Linked DNA regions of Homo sapiens: region 2 is linked to region 1. Evidence: chromatin loops called from intact Hi-C (ENCODE). Cell type or tissue: sigmoid colon. All regions are shown on one strand. Each heading gives the region's core, and the rest is flanking DNA. Links, peaks and the distances in the headings are about the cores only. Region 1 holds the start of HOMER2 (homer scaffold protein 2). Region 2 overlaps HOMER2 (homer scaffold protein 2).

What was found. Peaks named below come from ENCODE experiments on the same cell type or tissue, not always from the same donor. Only the 100,000 strongest peaks of a DNase experiment are listed, where the experiment ranks them.
Region 2: a loop joins it to region 1, with 2.3 times the contacts of the local background. A loop is called at or near these places in 5 of 110 quality-filtered maps.

The regions. Positions count from the first base shown.
Region 1 is chr15:82,948,289-82,956,328 of GRCh38, reverse strand. It overlaps HOMER2 (homer scaffold protein 2), which reads left to right and starts at 3,609. Exons shown (of 9, transcript NM_004839.4): 1 at 3,609-3,798. The coding sequence starts at 3,794. RefSeq lists an enhancer at 3,859-4,359. In sigmoid colon, for the core only: no CTCF peak of the experiment used is centred there; no DNase peak of the experiment used is centred there; H3K4me3 peaks cover 1,605 bases.
Region 2 is chr15:82,893,480-82,901,519 of GRCh38, reverse strand. The region is part of intron 1 of HOMER2 (homer scaffold protein 2); the gene reads left to right. LOC105370928 (a long non-coding RNA gene) reads right to left here. Exons shown (of 5, transcript XR_007064741.1): 2 at 1,886-1,932. Among named protein-coding and RNA genes, the nearest start is that of HOMER2, 55 kb to the left of the region's middle. In sigmoid colon, for the core only: no CTCF peak of the experiment used is centred there; no DNase peak of the experiment used is centred there.

The DNA of each region.
Region 1 (8,040 bases), core at 1,631-6,630:
CAGTTTCCTCTGCTTGGAACCCTCCCCTCATGCTCCCCATGACTGATGCTTCTTTGTCTTCAAGCCTCTTCTTTTTTTTTTTTTTTTTTGAGATGGAGTCTCAATCTGTCACCCAGGCTGGAGTGCAGTGATGCAATCTCAGCTCACTGCAACCTCTGCCTCCTGAGTTCAAGTGATTCTCCTGCCTCAGCCTCCTAATTAGCTGGGATTACAGGCATGTACCACCATGCCTGGCTAGGTTTTGTATTTTTAGTAAAGATGGGGTTTTGCCATGTTGGCCAGGCTGGTCTTGAACTCCTGGCCTCAAGTGATCTGCCTGCCTTGGCCTCCCAAAGTGCTGGGACTACAGTCATGAGCCACCACACCCAGCCATCAGGCCTCTTTTTAAATGTCTCTTCAACAGGCCATTCCTGACCATCCTCCTCAACCTAAATTAGGTCTCCTATTCACACAGATCGTAGCTTATATATTTGTGTGATTATTTGATTAATACCATTCACACAATCTTATAGTCCTATGACAGAAGGACGTCTGTTTTGCTGAGCACTTTATGCCCAACACAGTACCAGATACACAGCAGGTGATCAACATTTATTGAAAGAATAAATATATTTCTATGTTACTATATAGGCTTCACAAATATAATGTAATAGCTGCATAATACCCGACAGTTATCCCTTTAATTAATGGCTTTAATAATACATTTGTTTCATATGCAGTTGAAAGAACTGACCTTTTATGGTTAGAAAAAAAAATGTTTGAAGTCCCTGGACCAGCCATACCAGAAATCTGAGCACACTAATAACAACATTATGCATGTACATGGTGAGCCTAATTTTGCTGTTGAAAGTAAAAATACAGGCCGGGCATGGTGGCTCACGCCTATAATCCCAGCACTTTGGGAGGCCGAGGCAGGCGGATCACAAGGTCTGGAGATCGAGACCATCCTAGCTAACATGGTGAAACCCCATCTCTACTAAAACTACAAAAAAGTAGCCAGGTGTGGTGGCATGCGCTTGTAGCCCCAGCTACTCGGGAGGCTGAGGCAGGAGAATTGCATGAACCCAGGAGGCAGAAGTTGCAGTGAGCCAAGATTGCGCCACTGCACTCCAGCCTGGGCAACAGAGTGAGACTCCGTCTCAAAAAAAAAAAAAAAAGAAAAAGAAAAAGAAAGTAAAAATACGTAGATTATAGGTTTTGAAATCAATTTAGTAGGTTATGAGCAGTACTGCTTTTAAAAATAGAACAGAATGGGCCGGGCACGGTGGCACACGCCTGTAATCCCAGCACTTTGGGAGGCTGAGGTGGGCCGATCACGAGGTCAAGAGATGGAGACCATCCTGGCCAACATGGTGAAATCCTGTCTCTACTAAAAATACAAAAATTAGCTGGGGTGGTGGTGCGCGCCTGTAGTCCCAGCTACTTGGGAGGCTGAGGCAGGAGAATCGCTTGAACCTGGGAGGCGGAGGTTGTGGTGCCCTGAGATCATGCCACTGCACTCCAGCCTGGTGACAGAGCAACACTCTGTCTCAACAACAACAACAACAAAACAGAATGATGTCTGAATGCCTGCCTGGCAAGTGAGAGGATAAACATTGTTTTATATAACTTTTTGTTTCTATTTTATATCGATATACCTATAGACATAGTATGTATGTGCTGAAGTATGTACCAGGTTGCAGGTTGTAGTGTAAAATATATTTCTTACTGTGGATTGTAGTTTAAAAAAATGAAAAACTCGGCCAGGCACGGTGGCTCATGCCTGTAGTCCCAGCCCTTTGGGAGGCCGAGGCGGGTGGATCACGAGGTCAGGAGATCGAAACATGGTGAAACCCTGTCTCTACTAAAAATACAAAAAAAAAAAAAAACTGGGCGTGGTGGCATGCGCCTGCAGTCGCAGCTACTGGGGAGGCTGAGGCAGTAGAATCGCTTGAATCTGGGAGGTGGGGGTTGCAGTGAGCCGAGATCACGCCACTGCCACTGCACTCTAGCCTGGGTGAGCAGAGTGAGACTCCGTCTCAAAAAAAAAATAATAAAAATAAAATAAAAATGAAAAACTCTGATTTCAGTGGCTTGCCTTTGAAGTTATTCGAACACTTCAGAATCCTCAGGTATTACCTGATAAATGACTTGTTCAGTGTTCTACAAGCTCACTTTCCTGATATTGCTGATTACTATGCATGGAGGATTTGGAAACTCCCAAGATTATTTTATTTTTTACAAACTTATTTTGTATTTATTTATTTATTTTTTTGAGACAGTCTGGCTCTTTTCACCAGGCTAGAGTGCAGTGGCATGATCTCGGCTCGCTGCAACCCCTGCCTCCTGGGTTCAAGCGATTCTCCTGCATCAAGCCTCCCGAGTAGCTGGGAGTAGCTGGGACTACAGGAGCACGCCACCACACCCGGCTATTTATGTATTTAATTAATTAATTTATTTATTTTTTGAGACGGAGTCTCGCTCTGTTGCCCAGGCTGGAGTGCAGTGGTGCGATCTCGGCTCACTACAAGATCCGCCTTCCAGGTTCACGCGATTCTTGTGCGTCAGCCTCCGGAGTAGCTGGGACTACAGGCGCCTGTCTCCACGCCCGGCTAATTTTTTTTGTGTGTGTGTATTTTTAGTAGAGACGGGGTTTCACCGTGTTAGCCAGGATGGCCTCGATCTCCAGACCTCGTGATTCGCCCGCCTCGGCCTCCCAAAGTGCTGGGATTACAGGCGTGAGCCACCGCGCCCGACCTGTCCCTTGACTTTTTTACTGTCCTGAGATGCCAGGCTTATGTGGGCGGTGTGTTCCCAGCAGAAGATGATCCCGTGGAAGTCCCGGGGGATGAAGGTTAGGTTAGTCCCAGTGCCAGCCTTTGGTAGAAACTCAGGACCTGATAGGTAGAAAGGCGACGAAGAGAGCCTGCTCTTCTTCAAGTTCTACTTTTGCCATCCTAATTCCCCTCGCTCTAAGGATAAAACCAAGCTTGATGAAGCCGCCTTAAAACTGCCCCTTCAAGTGGGAGCCCTCATCTCATTTTTATCCAGGAAAGAGCCCAGAGCATCTGCCGCGGCCTGTAGGCTCTTCTCTGCCAGGCTGGCTTCCGAAATTTCACGGTGGCGGGTACCTTAAGGCCACTCGGCCGGGCAACTGGCAGGAAGATGAAGGTGGGCTTTAAGGAGGAGCACAGCTATGCCCATCTCAGACTCTGGAGACCCGAACGAACTCTAATCTGAATGTGTGACCTTGGGCAAATCACTTACCCTCCCCAGGCCTCGGTTCCCTTATCTGCAAAGTAAAGGTAGCCCTAAAGTCCCCGCCAGGTGTGAATGGGACTTTAAGTCCATCAGGCAGGATGTTGATGGCACTGCGCCAGGGCCCCGGGTCGGCGTGGGGCGGGGGCGCGCCAACGCGGGGCCGGCACCGAGGACTGGGTGGCCCGGGAGAAAAGCGGCGACTGCGCGGCTGCGCGGGGGACGGTGCACACAGTGCTGCGCCCCCCGCCTCTTGGCTCGCTGCCGCGGCCCGGGGGCCACGAGGTTACGTAAGGAGCCGGGCGGGGGTAGCGGCTGGGGAGGGCGGGGCGGGCACCGCCCCAGCGCGGCCGCCCAGCCCCCGCCCGCCCGCGCCTGGCGGCGGTGGCGGCAGTGGCAGCAGTGGCAGCCGCGCAGCCCCGCGGAATGGAGCGGCGCCGGGGCTGAGCCGGGCGCGCACGGGCCGCCGCATGTGCCGCGCGGGGAGCGGCTGCCGAGCGGGCGGAGAGCGAGCGCGAGAGGCCCCGTCGGAGCGGCCGCCGGAGCAGCGCCGGAGATGGGGTGAGTGAGCCCGCGCCGCGCGCTCTCCGCGCGCCCCTCCGGAGGGACTGCGGGGCCGCGGCTGGCGTAACCGGGCTCGGAGCCTCCCGGCGGGCCGGCCCCCGCCTCCCCAAGCCGGAGCGAGCGCACACTCTGCGCCCGGGAGTCTGGGGCCACCTGACCCGCGCCCTCCGCCGGGGCACGCGGACACCCAGCAGGGGCACCCTGGCCTGGGCGCGGAGCCCGTGGCCCTTCCCCTCCCATACAGCCCGGGCACGGGGGCACCTGACGGGGACCGGTGCCCTGGCCGGCCTCCTGCCTCGGCCATTCCGCGGTCTCTTCGCCCCTGGGCGCAGTCAACTCCAGGGCCTGTGTGAGTCTAAGCAGTTTGTCGTTCTCCACGTTTGGATTTATTACAAGCAAAATGGAAATCGAAGTTTTCCTGGAAATAATCAAATAATAATAAACCTCCAGCGTAGGAATAGTGGACTTTGGATCTGCTTTGAGATGCTGAAGATGATGGAAGTCTATAAGGAACCTAGGTGAGGCTTCAGTCTTTGAAACAACTGAGTAGATGCTCAGGAGGGAAGTTGAAATACTCTGTCGAAGTGACTAATGCTTCTGAGTATATAAAGTAATTTAAGCTTTCCCCTCGGCGTCTCTCTGAGCAGTAGGCTCTGTGAGTCTGGGAGCCACTGTGCTAATAGCACAATAACTCCTTACATCTGCTCACTCTATTTGGGCACACGTTGACGGTTTGCCATACGTATTCAGGGGACACTTATGTCCACTTTACAGATGAGGAAACTGAGGCACAAAGTGGTTCGGTGACTTCCCCCAGGCTGTGTAGTTGATGAGCATTTGTGTAGCAGGGGTGGCCTTGCCACTGCCTGACGTGGGCATGGAGGCGGGTAAGTGAACCAGAATTCCTAAATCTCTCTGTTCCCTGCTGCTGAACCCAGCATTCTTCCAACAGCCCTTCGCAGGACTCAAATGCTTCTGCTCCAAGGGTCTAGAGATCTTGCTTTCCTGTTTGGGATGGGTGGGGCCTGGGAAGGCAAGAGTGCAGTGGAAGGAGCAAGATTGTCCTGGTGCCCTGGCTCAGCCCCCCTGGGTCAGTGGCTTTCTTGCACCGTACTCCAGGTTAAGTTTCTGGAGTCATTTTGCCTGGTGAGTCTTAGCCATGGGAGCTGCAGAGTGTGTGAGGGGATCAGAGGCAGGCCAAGAGGAATTTTGAGGAATGGAAGTGTGAGGGCTGTGGGCCAACATGAACTGGACATGACAGAGGTGGGTGACAGAGAGGAGGAGGCGAGATGAGCAGCGAGGGCTGAAGAAGTGTGCTTACATTTAGGAGATTTCACATGAACAGCAACTGTGGGTGATTTTACCCAGAGGCACCCAAGTTGGCAGGCCGTATTTCTGTAACATTTCCAGTGAGTCCTCAGTGGACTGTGAAAAGGCTGATCTTTGAGCAGTGAGAGCCTTTGAGGTTCTCAGATTTCATACTTTAAAAAAATGTACAGGGAAAAAGGAGTTGGCAAATGTAAGGTCTCAGAATGGAAGATAAAAGGGATCCGGTAATTTTAACTCTCTTTCTGGCCCTCCCTCCCCCTGGCCAACACAAAACCAATCCACCGTACTTGTGTGATCAAAAACAAGTACTGAAACTCTGTGGTTGAGATCAAATAGTTCTGTGGAAATGAAAATGTTTACTCACTCATAAAACCTTAAAGAAAATGTCAAAAAATAATTTTTGTTTGTGGAGAAGCAGGGAGGAGACGCTTGGGGATTTTGTTTAAACACAGAATATGTCTTTCATGTAATTTTAACATCATTCGATAAATGTATATATTACTCACTTCTCGTAGATAAAGGCTGGTTTGTAACTCCTACCTACCTCTGCCATTTTTAATAGATCCATGTCTTCTATTATTTATGTGAAAATACAAGCCATGGTCGTAAATTGAGATGCAGCTAAGGGCTGGGGAAGCAATTCAGACAGGAGGGTGGAGGGAGCCGTTTTAACTGAAAATAGAACCAATGTCATCCTTTCTGAGAGTTGTGTAGGATGGAGGGGGAAGAACTTTTTGAAAGGGCAGCTAGTAGAAAACCTTGCTGCGATCCTACAGCTTCGTCATGGCTCTGCTGTGTAGACAGGACTAGGATTTAAGGGAAAAAAAAACAAACTATCTGAGTTTACCTCCCCCCAACTTGAGATGCTTCTCCTCCCTCAAATGTTCACTACCATTTTCCACTTCTCTTCTGCGAAGTGTTCTGTGTTAAGTGTGGCCTCTCCAGTGAGTTTGTGTTCTTACTCCCTAAGGCAACTATTTCATACCTATTCCCCTTTCCAGACCTCTCCCCTTCCTAGGCACACCCCGTGGCTTCCCTTTCAATTGACAAGATAGGCACCTTTGACCAAGGGAATGTCTTCATTTTGCCACCACCTAGTCTAGTATGCAGCTGCTGCTACCTTCTCCTACCTGCCTGCTGTGCTGGATGACCTGTCCCTCATCTCTTCCTACTAGGGGCCCCTTCTTCTGGGGTAGCCTCCATTCCATCCCTTCCTCCTCCCATCTTTTCAGAGATTGTCTCTCCTTCCTAACCACCTTTCTCTCCGGGGTCTTCTCCATCAGTATAGGAGCATACATCTGACCAACAGAACTTTCTGCACTGCTGGAAATGTTCTGTATCTGCGTGGCAGCCACCAGCACATGTGGTTATTGGACACTTGAAATGTGGTTGTTGAGACTGAGGACCTGAATTTTTAACTTAATCTAAATTTAAATAGCCACATGTAGCTAGTGGCCACCATATTGGATAGCATAGCTTTAGTTGCTCTCATCTTAAAAAGGAGATCTCCCTCCCTCCTACATCCCTCTCCTGTTTCACTTCTTTGCTCTTCTTCACCTGAAAACACCTCAGAAGATACATCCAAACCCACTGGCTCCATTCACTTTCTCCTGCCATTTGTTCACTCTCCATACTCTACAGTCTTGCTTCTGCCTCACCTCTGCACCAAAACTGCCAGGGTCTTGGGTGACCAGGGGGTTGCCAGATCTCAGCCTCACCTCACTTCACCTCTCTCAGCAGCATTCCTAACAAATGACCACTCCCTCTCCTCAAAACAACACCCCTCTCAGCTCCTCTGGCCCCACTGTTTCCTGCTTTTCTTCTTACTCCTAATCATGGGGTTGCCCAGGGACTGGTCCTGGTTCCTTTTCTCTGTCCACACTGTCTTCCTAGGTAATACTGTCCCACCTGCAACTCCTCCCCACCCTCCCATGGCTTCAAATGCCATCGATATGCCCATGATGCCCACACTTTAATTTCTAGCTCAGATCTTTCTTGGAGCTTCTGACTCTCGTCAATACATGGAGCTCTTGATATGCCTTCCAGCTCTCACCTGCCTTCCGTCTTCCCCATCCAAGTCAGTGGCCCTACCATGCACTCATTTGCCAAGAGTCATGTTTGAGTCCTCTTCCCAACCTCTCACATGCAGGCTATCAGTTTGTCCTGTGCATTCTACTTCCGGGATATATCTGGAGTGCATTCACCTCACCCCATAGCCATAGTTCCCACTCTAGCCACCATCACCTCTTTCCTAACAGGCCCCCCAGTATCCACTCTGGGTTGTCTGCAGTCCATTTTTCACACAGAAGCCTAAGTGACCAGCTTTTAAAATCATAAATCAGATCATGTCATTCCCCTTTTTAAATACCTCCCACTGACCAGGCGCTGGGCGCAGCTCCCCCTGCCATGCTGCTGTGCCCCTCACTGTGTTCTGCTAACATAGATCTCCTTTCCTTTTCTTGCCTTACCTGAGATCCTTGCACTTGCTGTTTCCCCTGCCTGGAATTCTCTTACCTTCCTCTTTCCTTTCAGACTTTGGCCTCAGGGTCACCCCTTCAGGGTCTTTCCTGCCATCCTGTCTAGAGCACCCACCTCCAGAACTATCTAACCCAGCCCCTTTTCTTTTTTCTTTTGTTGAGACAGAGTCTCCCTCTGTCACCCAGGCAGGAGTGCAGTGGCACGGTCTCTGCTCACTGCAACCTCTGCCTCCCAGGTTCAAGCGATTCTCATGCCTCAGCTTCCTGAGTAGCTGGTATTATAGGCATGTGCCATCACACCCAGCTAATTCTTTTTTTTTTTTTTTTTTTTGAGATGGAGTCTCTGTCTGTCGCCCAGGCTGGAGTGCAGTGGCGCGATCTTGGCTCACTGCAAGCTCCGCCTCCCGGGTTCACGCCATTCTCCTGCCTCAGC
Region 2 (8,040 bases), core at 1,046-6,045, 54 kb after region 1:
GTGGAGGGAGATATATGTGTGGAGGTGGGAGAGGGGTTTCTGTGCAGGGGTTCAGGGGTGCTGTTTGAACATAGGATGGCATTGCTATGTTGCTAGTGAGTTTTATTTTCTCTTCTGTCCCTGTCCTAGACTTCCCCTTCACTTCACTCATCCCTGCCGCCGTAATGTTTACCTATCCTGCGTCCTCAGAGAAGCCTTACCTCCTCCTCTGCACCCCTTTGCCTGTATTTGTTTTCCATCTCAGCTTTGCTTCTCCACAACTCTGCCTGTCTCCCTCCTGGCTGTCCAGGTCCTCACCCACTGCCCTGGGCCCATCCAGCCCTTTTGGAGAATCGGGACCCTTTTCCAAAGCACATGAGAATGGATCTGATGGCTTTTCTGGGTAGCCCTCTGCCTGTGACCCAGCCCCAGAACTTAGTCAAACTCACATCTCAGGAGGGCCAATAGGAGAATGTATGTTCAAAGCTCCTTAAAAACTGTCAGACACTCTAGGAAATAAGGTAGTGTCATTAATAAAGCCTGTCAGCATTCATCAGCGGCACTTGCCTCATCCATTCCCTGGTGTAAATGTGACCCAAAAAGGGAATTCCTAGTCAGAGGACTAGGAGGATTTGTGACAAGTATTTCTTCTATCAGATCACTAATTTATCAGGTTTGTTAATTGGGCAGTTTGGGGGCAGGAAGAAAATAACTTTAATAGAATGGGGCAGCTGTGACCTCCTTGAAGGGGCTCAGACCAGGCAAGGAGACAGACATCTGGCTAAGGTCCAGCAGATGCAGACTCTTCCTAGGGTGCATTGTTGTAACAGGATTTCTGTGTCTCCACTAATGAGCAATACTGCCTGTGTCATGCACTCACTTCTTTAGGCTTCTATTTCTGGACTCTCTGCTCTTCCATTATTTACCTACTTATTTGCTAAGACCTTCTGCCTTGTTTGCTATAACTTTATAATAATACATTTCAATATCTGAGATGGCTAAAACTCTTCATTGCTTTTCATTTTCAGAATATTTTGGCTGTCCTCACATAGAGTTTTCCAGTGAATAACCCTGTCTAGTTCTAAAAATAATAATTTTATTATGTTAGATTTATATATTAATTTAGGGATAATTGACAGCTTTGTGTTGGCTTTCCCATTTAAGAATATGTCTTATTAAAGTTTTCTTCTGTGTGCCTCAGAAGTTTTTGTTCTTACTGTATTTATTTATTTGGGTTTTTTAAAAAATGGGTCTTGCTATGTTGCCCAGGCTGGAATGCATTAGAAATTCATAGGCCCAATTCTAGTATGTACTAGAGCCTGGTCTCAAGCCATACTCCTGCCTCAGCCTCCTGAGTGGCTGGGACTATAGGGGCACACAATTGTACCTGGCTTGCTTTTATTTTCTAAACATAGATCTTGCATGCTTCCTAAATAGAGTCCAAGAAATTGTATCCTTTTGGTTGCTACTGTAAATGGGATTTTTGGCAATCTATTATTATATATTTTTTATTTTGAGATGGAGTCTCACCTACTGTGTTGCCCAGGCTGAAGTGCGGTTGCATAATCTCGGCTCCCTGCAACCGCCGCCTCCCTGGTTCAAGCGATTCTCCTGCCTCAGCCTCCCAAGTAGCTGGGATTACAGGTGCCCACCACCACACCCAGCTAATTTTTACATTTTTAGTAGAGATGTGTTTTGCCATGTTGGCCAGGGTGGTCTCAAACTCCTGACCTCAAGTGATCCGCCCACCTTGGCCTCTTAAAGTGCTGGGATTACAGGCATGAAACACCTTGCCTGGCCAGACAATCTGTTATATTTTCTATCTGGTTGTTTGTGTATTTAGGAAGGCTACTGATTTTATTAGTGATTTTATACCTAGCCACCTTACTGAATTTTGATTACTCACTTTTTCAGTTGATTTTCTTGGGTGTTCTCTATGTGCAATTCTATTATCTGCAAATAAGAATAACGTTACTGTGTGGATTTTGTATAAAAGTAGAACTCCAATATGCTTGTAAGTTAGATTCTTTGCATGGGAGAATGTACAAGAAAAAATTTCTGTCCACATCTCCTTTTTCCTTCAGTTCTCTGTTCTGGGTTCTGAGGATTTGGCCCTGCTGGCTGGCGTAGCCTGTTGACCACCTAGAGTGTGGGTCAGGGGCCAGATGAGCCCATGCTTCCAGTCCCTTGTGATGGGTGACCAGTCAAGGGCCTGTGTCTTCAGAGCACAAATCAGACTTCACAAGATGCTATGACAGTACATGAAGGGACAGTGAAGCGAGGATGTATTGGGTCCAGTGATGGGCACATGCATTGGCTGGGATGTGTGAAAGTACAGATGATTCAGAAGTTCTAGAAGGAAAGCAGCAGAAGCCCTTCTGGTGAGAGGGCAGGGCCAGGTGGTCAGGGGACAGCCTGTAATTCATGCAAAGCACTGGGAGCTGGTCCTGTTGGGGACAGAGCCAGGGAAGCCTTTGCAGCTGGGCAGGCAGAGTGTGACCCATCTGGACTAGAGGAAGACCTGTCGGTTGGTGTAGTAGATGGTGTTTGGAGGGGTTTAAGACTCAAGACAGATACAAACTAATTAGGGTACCTTACAAGACTTTGTAATACTGTAAAATAATGTCTGAAGGGTTTGTTTTAATTCAAATCAAATAGAAGTAGGAAAAATAAGAATTTTGATGTTTTGTAGGTTTATGTCAGAAAAAGTGTGGAGCTAAACATTGCAAGTGAAGAATTATAAGTTAAAACATCATTTCTCTCTCTCTTGTTTCTTTGCAAAAGTAGTCGTGCTAATTCTTTGCAGAATTATTTCACATGGAGCCAGAAATTGTTCAAAGCAGGAGTGGCCTCTTTGCCGAGTGGTTTTCATATTCCAAACATACATATGTTGCACAGAGTATCTAATTATTCTTGGGAACAATTACTGTCAGGTTCCAGAATGTGTTCAATGAACAGCAATTGGTGTTTATTCAGCTCTAAAGAGACTATGCAAGGAACGGTAGGTTATATTGTCTGTCTAAAGAAGCGTTCTGCCATCCGGAAACATCTGCTTTCTATTTAAAGCACTGAAGAAGGAATGGGAGTATATTTGAAATTTACTCTCTGAACATTGAACATCAAAGGAAGGAGAATAAATTTGGATATGAAGGTAATTTCTGTCCTCTGATACACTCTCTTCAGCTTTTCCCTGCTGGGAAGGAAACGCAGGTTGGAAAGTTCTGATTCTCTTAAATCTTTCTATTTATATTGATTTGCACACTGGAGGAAATGACTTCTATGTCCTACTTCTAGCTCTTTTGCTTTCTCAAGTGAAGCAGAAGACTCTTTCAAAGTCAGGGTCTGCTTTTCTGAATTTTGTGGTGAGGTCTCTGTTTGGATTTTGCCCATAAAGGTGTTAAGATTTGTTGTTCAGTTTGCCTGAAGTGATCCTGTGACCTTTGATTTTCTGTGTGGTGAGCCCTGCCCACTCACAGCCCTGTTGGGAGGATTAAATGAGAACATTTATGGTTTGCTTGGTGTGTAGTAAGCTTTCTGTGAAGGACAGTGTCTCTTCTATTGCTACGTAATAAACTGTCACATACATAGCATCTTAAACCACATTGCTGTGTGTCTGGAGTCTGGTATAGCTTAGTTGGGCCCTTTGCTTCAGGGTCTCTTGCAAGGCTGTAATCAAGGTGTTGACCAGGGTTGGAGTCTCATCTGAAGGCTCACATATGGAAAGATCTGCTTCCAAGCTCATGTGGTTGTTGGCTGAATTTCCATTCCTCCAAGGGAGTTGGACTAAGGGCCTCAGTTCCTGTCTGTCAGTTGGCTGGAGTCTTTCCTCATTTCCTTGTAAGGTGGATCTCCCTAATATGGCAGCTTGCTTCATCAAAACCAGTAAGGTAATTTATTGAGAGAGTCTGATAGGAGACAGATGTCATAATCCTATGTGACTTAATTACACAAATGACATCCCATCACCTTTGCCATATTCTGTTGGTTAAAAGCAAGTCACAGGTCTCACCCACACTCAAGAGGAGGGGATTCCATAAGGGCATGAACACTAGGAGGTGGGGGTCACCAGGAGTCACATCCGAAGCTGCCTACTACAGACAGCTATTATTATAGGAAGAGAGAATAACATAATGGCTGAGAGGGAGGGTTTCCATGTCACTTAGAAATAATATCAAATTGCTGGGTGCAGTGGCTCAAGCCTGTAATCCCAACACTTTGGGAGGCCGAGGCATGTGGATCATGAGGTCAGGAGTTCAAGACCAGCCTGGCCAAGATGGTGAAACCCCGTCTCTACTAAAAATACAAAAATTAGCTGGGCGTGGTGGCAGGCGCCTGTAATCCCAGCTACTTGGGAGGCTGAGGCAGAGAATTGCTTAAACCCAGGAGGTGGAGGTTGCAGTGAGCCAAGATCATGCCACTACACTCCAGCTTGGGCGACAGAGTGAGACTTCATCTAAAAAAAAAAAAAAAAAAAAGAAATGACATCAAATTTCAGACCTGTCATATACTGCATGACCCAAGTCAGGTTACCTGGCCTCTCTGAGTTCCTGTTTCCCCACCTGTTCAGCCCCTTCCCTGTAGGATTGTTGCAGTTTCAAAGTGGAGAGCGAGCCTAGCAGAATGGTAAGTACTCAGTAAAGGTCAGCTACGAGCTTTTCTTCTCCTTGCCTTTCTTTTTTGCCTTTTTTTGAAATATCATTAGACTTTTTGGATTGTAGAAGAATAGCATGGAACTCCCCAGTGCCCCCAGACTTGGTTATTCATGTGAAATCCCAGAGCGGCGGGTAGTTTCCTGCCAGACTGGCCGTGCAATCCTCCCCTGTTTGCCCAGGGGCTCGAGGATGAGGAATGCAGGTCTTTGGCCTCTGGAGGGCCATAGCTTCCTGCCATGGTGACTACCTCAGAATGGAGCTGCCAGGAGGCCCTGCAGTACCCCTCCCAGGTCTCTGTGCCTCCCCTCACACTGGAGCAGCCACTTGCCCTGCAGAGGGCCTGACCATGTTGACCAAGAGTGTGGCCAGGTGAGCCATTGTGTTCTTCCAACATCGTTGCATTTCTACTTGGGGGTCCCGAGGGCAGCTCACCATGACTTCAGTCCATCCACAGAGCTGAGCAGGCAGATTTGGAGATGGAACCCTTCTTGTCTACTCACTTTGACACCTGGATCATGCCGAGCAGACAGCCGGCTGCTTTGCCTGTGCCTGGTCAGGAAGCTCTGCCATCTTCTCGGCTCCCTGTGCCTTCCCCTCCATCTCTCCACTTTGCTTTCCTCACTTCCTCCCTCCTGTAGGCCTCAGGGACAGAGAGTGCTTGCGGAAGGCTACTGCTGGGCCACCACAGGCCGCACTCATCTCCACCCTCCTTCCTGACCAGAACAGCTCTGCCTCCCCTTGCCCCTTGCCCCCATCCTTTGCATCCAGAGACCCTGTTCTTGGTCCCCCTGTTGCCCCACCTCCAGCCCCCTCTACAGCTGTGGGAGAACTTTCTGGAGTCTCCCTGTGTCATTCAGTCACCAGTGTTGTTCTGGAGTAGAGATGCTGGCTCTAGGGGCCACTTCTTTTTTTCTTTTTTAGATCATCTGATTATATCTAATGTGAATGTCTCCCCAGCTTCCTTGAAAGTAAAAATCACCTGGAGTTCTTAAAAATGGAGCCCCTTGGGCCCTTCCTTGGAGAGCCAGGTTCAAGGGGGGCTAGGATGGGGCCTGGGAACATGTATTTTTAGTAAGTGTACCAGCTAATTCCTGTCATGGAGATTTAGGGAACACCCGTCTAAGCATGCCCAAACCGAGACCCAATCCCTCTTTTCTGATGTAGGGAATAGGAGGGAAGATCTGAAAGTCTGGGTCCCTTCCCAGAAAGGCCTTCTCTAACCCGTGGGCCCCCAGCCCAGCCCATTTAGTGCTCTGACAATGAGGCATAATTTGATTCTTCAACAAATGTTCTGTAGTTGCTGCCCTTTAAATTGCTCCTTCCTTTCACGTATGTAGGAGAATACTGTGTGTGGAAGTGTTTTCCTTTATGGTGTTGTACTTAGATGATTAGCAAAATATGGTGCTGGGCTGAGAGTGGCACAGCTGGGTGATCCAGACTGCAGACTGGATTATATCACATGGATGGGGTATGAGGGCTTGCACTGATATGCACACACTCCCTGTCGTCTGGCCTCTCTTGACAGCAGATGCGGGAAATTACAGTGAGAATCTTCCTTTTGTTTCTAACAGCTGTCACCCAGCTGCTGGAAGGGTGTTGGTTTAGCATCGAGTGTGTGGGTGAACTTGGTCTCTGTTTGAGGGAATAAAAATGCCCTAGTAATCCACAGCCCCAGAGGCACTTGTCCTGCTCCAGGGGACCTAGAAGGGAAGTTTCAGGGAGCAAGGAATGCTGCTAGCCTCTGTTCTGGAATGCTGGCCTCTGTAAACAGCTGCATTGAAGCAGCATTAATAGCATGCCTGAGGAGAAACAGGCATAAAGAAGATTGCTGCATTTCTTCAAAACCACGGTTGATGGTTGATGCTGCTGGTGTTACTCAGTAGCCCTTATATGAGGCTCAAATGGCAAATTGGTTTTCTAGGAAAAGTTTCTCAAGAGCATTCTTAAAATTTTAATAATGAGTATTCTACATTCAGGATGGATTCAAAGACTGCTTCGCCTAAAATCATTCCATCTAGAGACTGGAACACTTCAAATTCTTTTCTCTTTGATTTTTTTTTTTTTGTATCTTGTCTATGTCTCTTTTATTTTATCTCTTTTGACATTGTAAAGATTTAAAAAATTGTCTAAGTTACCTTTTAATTTTGTGTCTCTAATAAGTACTTATTAAATCTGTAGCATTTTATAAACAATGGGACTATTTTTTTTTTTTTTTTTTGAGATGGAGTCTTGCTCTGTCGCCCAGGCTGGAGTGCAGTGGTGTGATCTCAGCTCACTGCAAGCTCTGCCTCCCGGGTTCACGCCATTCTTCTGCCTCAGCCTCCCGAGTAGCTGGGACTACAGGCACCCGCCACCATGCCCAGCTAATTTTTTGTATTTTTAGTAGAGACGGGGCTTCACCGTGTTAGCCAGGATGGTCTCGATCTCCTGACCTCGTGATCCGCAACAATGGGACTATTTTTACACGTTGATGGCTTTTTTTCTATTTGTATCTTATTTTGAACACTTAAAGGATTTTTGAGCCAGTCTGTGTAAAGATGCTTTCTTCAAAAATAAATGTATTTTGTGATAAGTCTGTGCCATTTTGCATTACTTTGGGAAGTAGATAGCTTAGAATACAAAATGCAGTGAAATCCATTACAATTTTTATTCATCTGCCTTGTTTCTAAATGCGTATTGTCAAAATCTAATTCCCCACTCAACAGAAAGAAACATAGGTAATATGCAAATTTGGTGAATCGCATAAAATGCTTTAGGCATGTGGAGTGAAAAAGCAACAATATAGAGGCAAGAATAGCAGAAGGGATGGATTTGATGAATTTACATAAAACTCAAAAGGTTTATAAGTTGGAAACATCAAATTTGAAGGTTTGGTCAGGTTGTTGAATGGTTCCAGAAGTAGACTGAAGAGATACAGAGATAAAAAATAATTCTATCATATTACCAGGTGCAGTGGTTCATGCCCTATAATGGCTCATGCTGGGATTATATCCCAGCACTTTGAGAGGCTAATGTGGGAGGATCACTTGAGATCAGGAGTTTAAGACTAGCCTGGGCAACACAGAGAGACCCTGTCTCTACCCACCACCTCCCGGCAACATTAGCCAAGTGTGGTGTCACGTGCCTGTAGTCCTAGCTACTTGGGAGGCTGAGGCAGAATTGCTTGAGCCTCAGAGATCCAGGCTGCAGTGAGCTATGATTGCATCACTACGCTCCAGCCTGGGCAGCAGTGAGACACTGTCTCTTAAAAAAAAAAAAAAAAAGGCGCAGTGGCTTACGCCTATAATCCTAGCACTTTGGGAGCCCGAGGCAGGCGGATCACAAGGTCAGGAGTTCGAGACCAGCCCGGCCAACATAGTGAAACCCCGTCTCTACTATAAATACAAAAATTAGCTGAGCGCAGTGGCAC